Linked DNA regions of Homo sapiens: all the other regions are linked to region 2. Evidence: chromatin loops called from intact Hi-C (ENCODE). Cell type or tissue: heart right ventricle. All regions are shown on one strand.

The links. Hi-C counts contacts between places; a loop is a spot of excess contacts. Peaks named below come from ENCODE experiments on the same cell type or tissue, not always from the same donor. Only the 100,000 strongest peaks of a DNase experiment are listed, where the experiment ranks them.
Region 1: it touches region 2 in a loop (3-fold over the local background); 26 of 110 quality-filtered maps call a loop at or near these places.
Region 3: it touches region 2 in a loop (2.8-fold over the local background); 23 of 110 quality-filtered maps call a loop at or near these places.

What each region holds. Positions count from the first base shown.
Region 1 is chr2:172,811,306-172,815,305 of GRCh38, forward strand. RAPGEF4 (Rap guanine nucleotide exchange factor 4) reads left to right here. Exons shown (of 31, transcript NM_007023.4): 4 at 2,974-3,120. Among named protein-coding and RNA genes, the nearest start is that of RAPGEF4-AS1, 77 kb to the left of the region's middle. In heart right ventricle, a CTCF peak has its summit at 2,186; no DNase peak of the experiment used is centred here.
Region 2 is chr2:172,862,581-172,866,580 of GRCh38, forward strand. All of the region lies in intron 4 of RAPGEF4 (Rap guanine nucleotide exchange factor 4), which reads left to right. Among named protein-coding and RNA genes, the nearest start is that of RAPGEF4-AS1, 130 kb to the left of the region's middle. In heart right ventricle, CTCF peaks have their summits at 1,812 (motif pointing right) and 3,017 (motif pointing left); a DNase peak (open chromatin) is centred at 1,834; H3K27ac peaks cover 1,033 bases.
Region 3 is chr2:172,805,014-172,809,013 of GRCh38, forward strand. The region is part of intron 3 of RAPGEF4 (Rap guanine nucleotide exchange factor 4); the gene reads left to right. Among named protein-coding and RNA genes, the nearest start is that of RAPGEF4-AS1, 71 kb to the left of the region's middle. In heart right ventricle, a CTCF peak has its summit at 1,582 (motif pointing right); no DNase peak of the experiment used is centred here.

The DNA.
Region 1 (4,000 bases), 51 kb before region 2:
CACCATCACATATTGAAGTCGGGTTTTTAAATCTTTACTTCCCTTTTGAAAGTTCTCAAAACAAAGTGCAATCTTATCACAAAATAGGACATTCCTTCACTGTTACCATTTCATGTTCCCTGCATAGGTGCTGATTGCTTTCATCAGTCTCTGTGTTACTGTAAACATCTTCTTTCAGATGGCCTCGCTGAATATTAATCTGCAAATGAGCAGAAAATTAATAAAAGTGCTCTTTTGAATAGTCCCTATTAAATAAGTATTGAGGCATGAGCAGTATGTATAAGCGTAAAAGAAACGGTTATGTTACATCCAGAAACAGACACTTTCAGCAGCAGGCGAAGGCAGGCATTAAGCCCATCTACAGGGTTTCAGACTTGGAATCCTGACCCATGGAGATCTGGTTAGATGTTAGTGTGGATATCTAAGAGTGCTTCTTCTACATCCACTCATATTCATCCTGTCCATTCTTAATCTACCTTTCATCATACGTGCTGAGCAACATATATTAGTTCTGCTAAGTGAGAGAACATTTGGATGTCAATTTCTTTATTTGAAAATTACTCTCGCAGCACATTGCAAGGCCCTGCCTGTGATTTAAATGTAAATAAGGGCTAGCACCCATAGACTGTAAAGATAGTGAATAGTCTTCAGGGTGAAAATGTTCTTCTTGGCACCTTCTATTTCTCTGTGCCCAATTATCCCAATGCCCAACCATACCTCCCAAATTCATTCAGATTTCTAAGTATATTTGTCCTAAAAAATACTCTGAATCTGCTGAAAGTTTGAACTTGCAAACCATACTCCTTTCAGGTGAGGTTTTCCAGTCCTACTTTTAAGATCATATCTTGTAATTTGTGACTCCTTGTCCTTAAATTTGAGTGGACGCAGTGTGAAAGAGAAGATCTGGAAAGGACTGATCCCATACTTAATTCTGGTAGAAGAATTGATTCCTGAAACAAGCCCAGGGTGCTTGAGCTGATGACTGCAGCTGGGTACTCACTGGCATGGTTTTCCCCTTACAGAGGTGGTCCTGACACAGAAATACACCAAGGAGTACAGTCGGCAGCACTACCGTGATGAAATTTTGTTGTATGTGATAAAGGCATGAGTCAGGTTGAAATCTCCTGGGAAAATCCAAGAAGAAATCCAATCTTGTGTCTTTATTACAAGAGTTGATTATTGGCGAAAGACAGGCTCACGTGTGTCTCCCAGCCTCTGTATTTCCTTGTGTACTGTTTGGTGACAAACTACTCGTGTCAGGGATGGGAGGTGATAAAGAAGACTGATTAATCCATAAACTGTACAGCTAGCTCAGGAATAACTGAGAGCATCCTAGTTCTTTTGCATTATACTTCGCAAATAACCATATATATGTAAAATATGTGGATGATGTCAGTGGTATTACTTAGGGTCCATTTCAGGTTTTTAAGACATGCTGGAAAGTAAAAATTAGGCAAAAGAATTCTTTCCGAAGGGTTCAGGTGATAGAAAAATGAAATAGGCTAGTGGGAACTTCAGGGAACCTGCTATTCCAGAGAATTGTGAAAGTCTGTGATTTATCATAATCTATCTTGTGTTTTTACTAGCATTTAAAAATTGCTCAGAGAGACCTAACTCATTGACTATTGATATTTCAGTTCTGGGGATATTTTTGAGTGAATTTGTTTGCAGTTGCCTTTCTGCAAAATTTATTAGCAGGCTTTTCTTCACTTCTTCCCTGATCTTTTATTCTTTTCTGAGATATTGATTTTATTTTCCCTAACATAATTTTATATGGTAATATCTGTGCAGAAGCAATTTGCTATGGTTGAAGGAACTGGATTCTTATGGGCATTTGTCTTAGTAATGTGATTACAGAGTCACTAACTTGATCTTAATAACATTTGCCTATTATCGTATATTAGATGCATGAAAGGAAAACTGGGCTTTCTAACTCAGAGGATTACCCTTGTGTGTCTCCCTTAGTTTATAATGCCTTACAAAATTAATGTCCAGGTGATTTTGAGTGGCTATTTGCATTATTTGAAACTAGTTAGGATTAAATCCAAACATTATCACCAGTGTTGCATGCAGAGAGGAAATTACTTTTTTTGGTACACCTTAAGAAACTTTTAAATCATCGATTCATGACATTTTATAAGCTAGTCACACCGTACTTCATCGGATGCTGTTTTTACTCTGTTGTGGCTGCAGGAGGCAGCATGATACAAAAATCTTGTAAACTTATAGTCAGATTTGGTTAGAATCTGGCCACACTGCTTATCAACTGTGTGAACTGGGGCTGTGTAGATCCACCACTCTGACCCTCAGTTTCCTCATCTTGTCAAGACAGACAGTGCCAGTTTCTTATTTAAATATTGTAACTGCACTCTCTAACTTAAAAAAAAAAAACTGAGCTCAGCTTCGATAGATTTCTCCTCTTTTCTGAAAACAGATAGTAGTTGTATAAAAAGGTAAGATTCCTGCTGGCAGCTTTATTCATAATATCCTCAAAGTAGAAACAACCCAAATGTCCACCAGCAGGAGGATGATAAGCAAATTGAAGCACACCCATGTTATGGGAAACTACTCATGAATAAAAGGAAGAATCTTTGGATCCATGCAACAACATGGATGAATCTTACAGACATTATGTTGAGCAAAAAAGAAGCTAGGCACAAACCGGAGAATATCGTCTGACTTCTTTTACATGAAGTTCTAAAACAGGCAAAATTCTTTCATGACGGAAATCAGAACAAGTTATCTGAGTGTCTTGCCTGGAAAGGGGCACGAGGGGACTTTTGGGGTTCATAGAAATGTTCTGTCTTGATCTGGTTGGTAATTACTCCGGTATATATATTTGTCAAGACTTGTTGAACTATGCAATTAAATTGGGTGTTTTGCCTTGTACAAATTATACTGCAGTTAAAGAAAAGAAAACACCTACCCATTAGATGTTTAATTTTCTAATGACTAGTTTTTTGGGATCCTCAGGATGCTGTGACCATCTGTACCCTGGGAATTGGGACGGCCTTTGGAGAGTCCATTCTGGACAACACACCCCGCCATGCAACCATCGTTACCAGGGAGAGCAGTGAACTGCTCCGCATCGAGCAGAAGGACTTCAAGGCACTATGGGAGGTGAGCCCTAAGGCTTCTTTGTCAATTAATGCAGTTTCAGAAAAGAAAGGGAGCTGCCACATGGATAATGGCATTACAGTCAAGCCTTAATGTGTTCTGTTCTGAGCTGGTAGATGGAATTTAATTTTCAAAACTTGTTTTTGAAATGAGTGAGTGAAAAAGCCATTTTGACACAAGACATCCTTTTTTTTGTTTAATTTAGTGCTTGCTCAATTTTCTGTAGTTTGACATACCTTATAATTATTTCTTGAATGACCATAGAGTGTTTTATGTATTTTCTCCCTTCTTTTCCACAGATGTATTCTTAACCAGGGAACAAAATACTTTGACATTTTCTTTTGCATTTTAAAAATCATCATTGACATGTTCCCTGGGAAAGTGGAATGAATGGGGTTAACATCTGCTTCATTTAAGTGCTTTTAAAAATGATGCGCCCTATAATAAGATATGAGAAATGGAGGTACATAAAGATGTCTGGTTACTTGCCAACTTCAAAATGCATAGGTGGCACAGCAGTGAATGGATGCAACTGGTCCTAGTGGCTTTTGCATTTATCAATGCTTACCAGAGCCCCTTAAAGTATTGCACTCATTTACAACAAGTATGAGGAATAAATCATCTTACATGCAGTCATGGCAAATAGAGCACTTATAAAGGCCCAGCTAAGCCTTGCATCTTTTACACTCGTTCTTTTCAGTTCTTTAAGCCTCTGATTTTAACCTGCTCCTTGTCTTTGTCCTTAGCTCAGTATGTCCAAGTGTTAAACCATCAGGCTGCAGGCTTCGCCACTGGTCCCAGTGTGGCTAAGATTTTAAACTTGATCTAAAAAGAATTTTGTGTAATCAAATAGTTTCCTCCAGAGCCAAACAAATGGCAGATG
Region 2 (4,000 bases):
TGCCCTTGATATGATAACGGCAAGTCTGTCTAGTTCCTTGACTTTAAAGGTATTAAATATTAAATCCTTGTTATGGAGATGCTTAATTTTTCTGTTGCAACACAGATCACCCTCCCTCTTCAGATTTGAGGGCTAGTGACTTGAACACTTGCAAGTTAGGTGGTTTGGGACAAAATACCTAATCTCTTGGGAGAGGAAGTTTCCTCCTTTGTGAAATGAAGAAAGTAACATTCATCATACAGGAATTAAGAGAAGAGATGTACCTGGGTGTTAGGAGGTGCTCTCCTGCCCTCACAGGATATAGTAGTATCATTTACCCCGTGGACTGAGTGTGCAGTGGAGCACAGGGGAGGTGGGGGACTGAGTAGGATGGCAGGAAAGCTGGCTAGAAGGGTGGAACAGTACCTTTGATAAGAATATGACCTGAGACAGGATGGTGCCTGTGGGAATGAGGGGGAAAAGATGAATCTGAAATATATTTCAAAAGGGAACATGACAGAATATGGCAGCAGATTGTATTAAAATAGGGTGACAAAGAAGAAAGAATCATAGTGAGGAGTGAAAAAATGATGGGTTTATGATTATGGCAAAGTCTAATGTGTGTGTGTGTTCTCTAAAAATCAAAAAGCTAGAACAATACAGTATTTCAGGGACTTATAAACTAAGAAAAGTAAGAGAGAAGAGGAAATTGGAGTGCTCTAGTTAACTTATGTAAAGGGAAAGGGAAAAATCAATGATAAACCAATAATATAGAGCTATTGCTGACAATAGAATGAGAATTCAAAGGAATTGCTTAAAATGGCAAATCTATGTTTGGAGTTTTTCCCAGACAAGACCCACAATCATCAAATAATAAGGCTCTTCTGCAATCTTGGAACTTATTTAAGTTTTCCTGAGTTAAAAAATGCCACTGAGGGGATACAAATAGTGTCAGGGTTGGGAAGAAAAAAGAGCACGAGGAATGGAAATTCTCAAAATAGCTCGGTTTTAAAGAGGAAATGGGAGCCAAAAGATGGCTAGTTGACCTTTCAGAACATAACCATTCATTATGATTTGTCAGAAAGTTTGGCAACTGTTATTCCCTAAATAACTTATTGTGATTTTTAAGGAAATTCAAGCAAGAATCAAAATTATACCAAACCCCCAACTGGCAAAAAGGTTGTTTTCCACAAGTTCATTTGCAAGCCCTTTATAGGAGCGATGTTGTAAACATATTTAGGCTCCTTTTCAAAAGTCTACCCAACCCACCCTCGGGTCAAAGTCATGTACAATTGCAATAAAAATTAATAGCAAAACCACTTTTCATGTTAATAATTAAAGCATATATAAGCAATATTAAGCAATGACTATATAAGCAGTAAGCAATAATTAAAGCATAATAGAAGCAATAATCACCAGGATAGAAAATATTTTGAATGCTAGTGTTCAGGGTTAACTACAAGATGATATGTATGGGTTGTGACTCTTTTAAAATTTGTGTCTGCCTTCACTGACTTTGAGACATTGACTTCTTTCATTATGAAAAGTAGGATTTTCCTGTCCTTATTTCAGGCATATCATGGGTTCTACCTTTACCCATATCTGCCATGATTTGGGTTGTTTTCACAAACGAGGATGAGAGAAAAAGGCGGGTAGTGAGAGAGATACCTGAGGTAGCTGGGGCAAAAGTTGAGAGGAAAAACAGCAGGTTTAAAGTATGAGTGAGAAGGAGGTCAAAGGGCAATGAAGGGAGCACTGGACATTGAAGGAGGAACACAAAAAGGTGTGCATTTTGCTCTTGAGGGGAAAGAACATTGGGCTTCATGGCTCCCTGGATCAGCCACCAGGGGGTGCTTCAGCCTCAGAGAAGTTGTCTCTTGAGTCTGGGATTCGGCTCTTGACTGGGTAGACCTGAGGAACCTCCAGTGTACGTCCCCCGATTTAGGTCCCCCTTGTCTTCACTTCCTTCCCTGTTCAGTTTGGATACCATTGCCTATCATTTCAATCACCCTCTTGTCCATATTACTGGTTCTCCCAATCATTCATTCAGTAAGGAGTTATTGGCCGGGCACAGCGGCTCACGCCTGTAATCCCTGCACTTTGGGAGGCTGAGGTGGGTGGATCACTTGAGGCTAGGAGTTCGAGACTAGCCTGGCCAACATGGCAAAACCCTGTCTCTACAAAAAATGCCAAAAATTAGCCAGGCATGGTGGCACGTGACTGTAGTCCCAGCTACTCAGGAAGCTGAGGCCAGAGAATTGCTTGAACCTGGGAGATAGAGGTTGCAGTGAGCCTAGATCATGCCACTGTACTCTAGCCTGGGCCATGGAGTTAGACTCTGTCTCAAAAACAAACAAAACAGAAACAAAATCCAAAAGATTTATGGAGTGACTCCTGTGCTTCGGACATTGTCGTACTGGATACTTGGAAATGAATGAAGCAGGTCTGTGCCTGCCCTTGTCACCTACCAGGTCCAATACCAACCCTTCCTCAGTCCAGTTGTAGGCTTTCTCTTGCCTCCAGCCAGGCTGCTGAGCAGTGCCAGAGAAAACCACACCACTTTCCACATGGCTTCTGTGGCACATCCATCGCCGCCAACCTCACTGGACCCCTCGGCACAACTGAGCCATCCTTACCTATTCTCCTAATGCATTTCTACCCTTCTCCCCAACACCCATTTGAAGATTTCTACTCTCCTCAAATCCTTGACCAAACCACCTCCTTGGTCACTTTTTGCAAACAGCCTCACCTCTTACCATGCAAGATTTCAGCTTCCTGCCAACAAATCAATTACCTGCGTAGTCCAAATAAAACCAACTGCCTTGTGGACAGTTCAACACAGTGAAATCAAGTCTAACTCCAGGAAGCCTTGGAAGGCTAAGGAGGTCTTTACTGAAAGTTTCTTGAGGAGTCAGCCAAGACCAAAAAGGGCACTAGTCTTAAAATATATAGCTAGATTTCCTAAAAATCATCTTTACATGTCTTTCTTCCCAAAGTCTGGCTCCTCCTGGTGGCAGTTCGTTTCTTCTTGCCCTCTGCCCTCTTCCTCTGTTTCTTCACCAGCTGCCACACTCATCTGCCTTGCCTTCTTACCCTGGCCTGCCTTTTCTTATTCCTGCATGGGTAGAGCACACTAGCCTGTCTTGGTGTTGGCCACTCCCCCCACCACCCATTCCTCTTACCTCCATCAGGACGAGTCATAGATGGTTGAATAAGCAGTTTATCCTCCTTCCGAGTGAAGGGAGGGAGGCATTGCAAATACTGGCAATTATATATATGTGTGTGTGTATATATATATTTTTATATGTGTGTATACATATACACATACATATATATAGTCCATTTGTACAAATCCATTTCTAGTCCCTCAGGTTAAGATAGAAGAGGTTTTTCCTCCCGTGACCCCTTCATCTGTGTCCTGGACCCCATTCACTCTCATCCTCTTGGGATGCTTACTTTATGCATAATTTCTTCCATTTCTTATATCTTTCACCTTTTCATCCCCAGTGGATCCTTCTCATCTGAGTGTACATGGGCTTCTACCATTCCAATTTAAAAGAGAACAAGACAAAACAAAACCTTCATCTTCCCCTTGCACCCCTTTATCTACTCTATCTCCCCTTTTATAGCCAATCTTTGTCATGGAATTGTCTATTTGTTGTATCCATTTCTTCCCTTCCCAGACACTCCTCAATCCACGGTGATTAAAATTCTAACCCAGCCACTCCACAGAAAGCTGGCTACCTAAAGTCATCCCCTGCCTGCTTGTTCTGAATGTGAAAGAGAGCCTCAGTCCTTAATTTTTCTATAGCATTTGACATTGTGGATTCCTTTCCCTTCTTGAAATATTATTTTCTTGCAGCTTTTTAGTGCTCTCCTATTCCTTAGTCTCTGTAGGCTTATCTTTCTTTATACACTATTAAAATATAAGTCGTATTCAGGGGCACTCTTCTGACTTTGGGAGAAATGGGGAGATGCCATTCATTGCTGTGGCTTCCGTTAATACATACATACTATTGAC
Region 3 (4,000 bases), 58 kb before region 2:
CCCCATGGGTCTTCTCTGGGCCCAGGAAGCATCAGATAGTGGCATGGATTCCTGCTGAGCAGGGGAACCCACTGCTTTCCCCTCTCACAGTCAGGCCCTTTCCAGGCAGGCCCCAGGACCACATGTTGCTTCTTCTCTTTGTTTTCCTCTCAGTCAAGTTTCCCTAATTCAAGGCTTCAAGAGACTGGAGGGGAGACAATGGTCCCTGGACGGGAGGGACGGTGGACTCTGTCTGCCTCTCGGAGACCCTCCCTTAGGAGCTGGGGCTGCATTGCTTTCATTTCTTTTGTTACTGCCTTGAAAACGTGTTTGTCCTAAGAATTGTAGGAAATGCATAGATTATTCTGCCCCTATTACTTTCAGGAACTTTTAAAGGCTGACAAATCCTTGTAATTATCTTTCTATAAATTATATTTATTTCACTACTCTATAAAATGAAACCTACTGCAACACTCTTACCACTATGCGTAATTATCAGAGGCATCTCTCCCAGCTTCTCAGACACCCTTCCTGCCTTAGCCATTCTTCATCTTAACCCAAGGAAAAGAGCACCAAGAAGGGGACCTGCCCACAGACCACTTCATCCTCCTAAGGTGTCCCAACCTGGCTGACATGTTCACGTAGATTTCCACTGGGAACATCCACTTGGCCTCTATCAAGGATTAATCCTTCCATTTCGCCAATAATATCTGTCCCCACCTTCAGTCTCTTGCCTGAGCCTAACCAGGACACATCCACCTCCAGATCCCCACTGCTGTACTTGTCTGCACAAGATCCTCTCCTGTCTTGGTGCCTGTGTAACTTAAAAGTTACATAGGGCTAAAAGTCAGATATTTTGCCTTCCCACTAGAATGAATAATACTATGGGTGTATTTTTTCTCAGTAATATTTTAATCGATTTAGGGTTAGAGATGAACATTGGGACAAGTTATAAGCAATAAATAACAAGCTTAAAAACAATAAATAGGATTATAAATCTCATTGTATCAGATATTATCCGGCTGTGTGTGTGTGTGTGTGTGTGTGTGTGTGTGTGTGTGTGTGTGTTTACTTCAGAGACAGAGAGAAAGGGAGAGAGAAGGTCCTGTTTTTCTCTGCAGATTTTTTAAGTGAGGGGCTTTTTTGGCATAGTAAGTATCAAAATCCTAGATATATATAAGATTTTAAATTAATCTTTACCTCTCAAAAAGTAAAAAGGCTTTTCCAGTCATAGGAAAGAAGAATTTCAAATGGCTGCTGACAGAATAAAGTTTATATTGCAAGATAGAAAATGGATGGTTTATTAATTCTTTAAAACCTTTACATCTCTATCACAGATGCCTATTGAAAGCATTAGTATTTACCCAATGCAACCCACGGTGGTTAAATTCAGAGCTCCTTTGAAATTCTATTGCCACTTAATTGGCTGTGGGTATGCACAGTTAGCTTACTTGTAAATTGGGGATAATAGCTCTTATCTTAAATGAGCTGATGTATGTAAAGCACTTAGTACAAAGCCTGGGATAGAGGCAGAGGGTCTGTGCTTTTTGAAATTACCATTTCAAGAAAAGTTGGTTGCAATGACTGCAATGCTGTTGTTTTATCACAAGAGGGCAGTGCCAGAATAGAAAACGCAGGAAATGTACTTGGGATTTGAAACAGTAGAAGTTTAACAATGTTGTTCAGCCATTTCATGGATCAGAGAATCCGGGCTACACTTGGCCTTGGTCATCACTTAATTTCATCCCCTCATCTATCACTGTGAAATTATCTGGCACATTTTAGCTCAATTTCAGAAAAAAATCTCATACTAGTTTTCTCCCTAAAGTAAAATAATATGCTTTTATTTGCCTTCTCTTTTTTCCTTCTACAGTAACAAATGTTTTTAAGCATTGCATTTTTGTTTACAAAATTTGAAGAACATGTGTGTTTCGTTGTAATGCGGATCTCTCTACCTTTGTCTGTCTTTCTCTTTGCCTCTCTGATTCTTCTATTCACTCATTTCACTCCGTTATTTTCAAACAGAGAACACTGCCATCATTGGAAACATTTTTTTTCTGAGCACATTTATTGAGCCCATAAAACGTGAAAGGTGCCAAGTCCACAGCAGTTGTTTGTAATCTCCTCCTACTTGTCTATGCTCAGGTCAGGCTATTTGTTAGGAGCTGATTGGGAGTTTATTGAGCATCCTGCATCCTGCATTTAGTTTTTTTGCCGTGTAATTCTTTGTTTGGGTGGTTGGATGCAAAACTGCGTCACAATGCTGGACAGACTGGCTCTCCACTGAAATGAGGCTGGCCTCCCTGATTCAGTTACCAGAATGCTAATGCTAGTCCATTCTCATCAAACCTTCCTGCGGCCGGCTTGCCTGATCTTGTTAAGCTTTATTGAACATGCTGATTCCAGGGATGTGTTCTAAAAGTAACAGACCTTGTCTTTGCTGTTTGTTAGAAAACACATTTGCCTGAGAAGTATTTTGCCCTCTTGATTTGGCAGGAAATGCTTCTGCAGCACATACAATCTAACATCTTGACAAATTAAGAGATTGGGTTCCATTTAATTTTATTACTTAAGATGACTTGGAGCACCCAGTAAATTCCAGCACTAAATTCAAGTTCGTGAAATAATCCCAGGTGCTGTGAAACTTAATGGCAAATATTGCCTGTAGGCCTAAAATAAAACTTATAAAAATATTTGCCTTGTTAGAATTTATGTTCACACCTGTGAATAGCCACTGCAGTCCAGCCTGGGCAACATAGCAAGACCTCATCTCTAAGAAAGAAAAAAATATGTTTCTGTCTCCACACATTTAAAGGAGCAATTATTTTTCCCTTGGTGTTAACTCAGTATATGTCCAAAACAATAAATTTGCCATGAGACAATGAACTCTTCTTGAGCCATGAATATGGAAGTGAGTTAAATGTGCATAATAAGATGATCTGATAGCCCTTGAAATTACAGTACAATTTTTAGAAAATCTAGATGTACTTACCACAGAGAATTCTTATGTCTGTTTAATTGATTGTTAGCTATTTTAAATTCCATCAGAATACCTATAACTTGTGTAAGTTGGATTTCAGCTGATGCTTATAGACATTATTTATTTGCAAGGCACAAGTGCCTTAGCTTGAATACCAGTCTTAGTTATATGACACATAACCATTGGCTTTCTTAACACCATTCCCATTTCCATACTGTTTACTATATTTACAATGAAACAAATAAAACGCCTCATATGAGAATGTCTGCTTTAAGAAAACCCAGTGTACATAACTCAGACGTACAAAGCAGATAAATTAAGAGGTGATTAGTTGCAGTACAAAAGGATTCTTTGATTTACAGCACGGTTTGTCAGAAGGGTTCCTTTGAATACGAGCTCCCCCAGAGAGCTGAAGTGTTTTGCAGATCATTCAATCCACTTGACATCCAGACTAGGGGACAGAAAAACTTGGAATTTAAGTGTTGAAAGCCATCATTAGTTGAAGATTAACAAAATGAATATAGAGATTCTCTATTATTTAAATGATAGAAAAAAACTGCTTTGCTTTTTAGAAATATGGATAACCCATACATGTTTGTGACTAAGTCAGAAATAATAATTTCCATTATTTATGGATCACCTGTTATGTGCCAGAAACTATACAGCACTATAATGGACTCTGTGTATTACTTTATTTTGATTTAATACTGCTAATGATATTACAAGTAAGATTGTGCCCATTTTACAAATGAAGATACTGAGGCTCTGGGGAGCATTTTGCCCAAAGCCCACAGGTCAGTCATTGGCAGAGATAAGTTTTGAATTAAGTCTACCAAGGCCCGTGGCTTTTCCACTCTGCTGCTTCCAGGGGATTTTCCCTGCTGAGCATTGAGTGTTCTGACCATGGGTAGCCTCCACGTGGGAGTCCTTTGCCTGATGCCCTGCCTTCCAGCATGGGCGGCTTCATCGACATCTTTATTAACTTACCTAATGCCAGCTTTTATGAATGAAGTTAACTGGACCCTGCATATCCCACTGAAA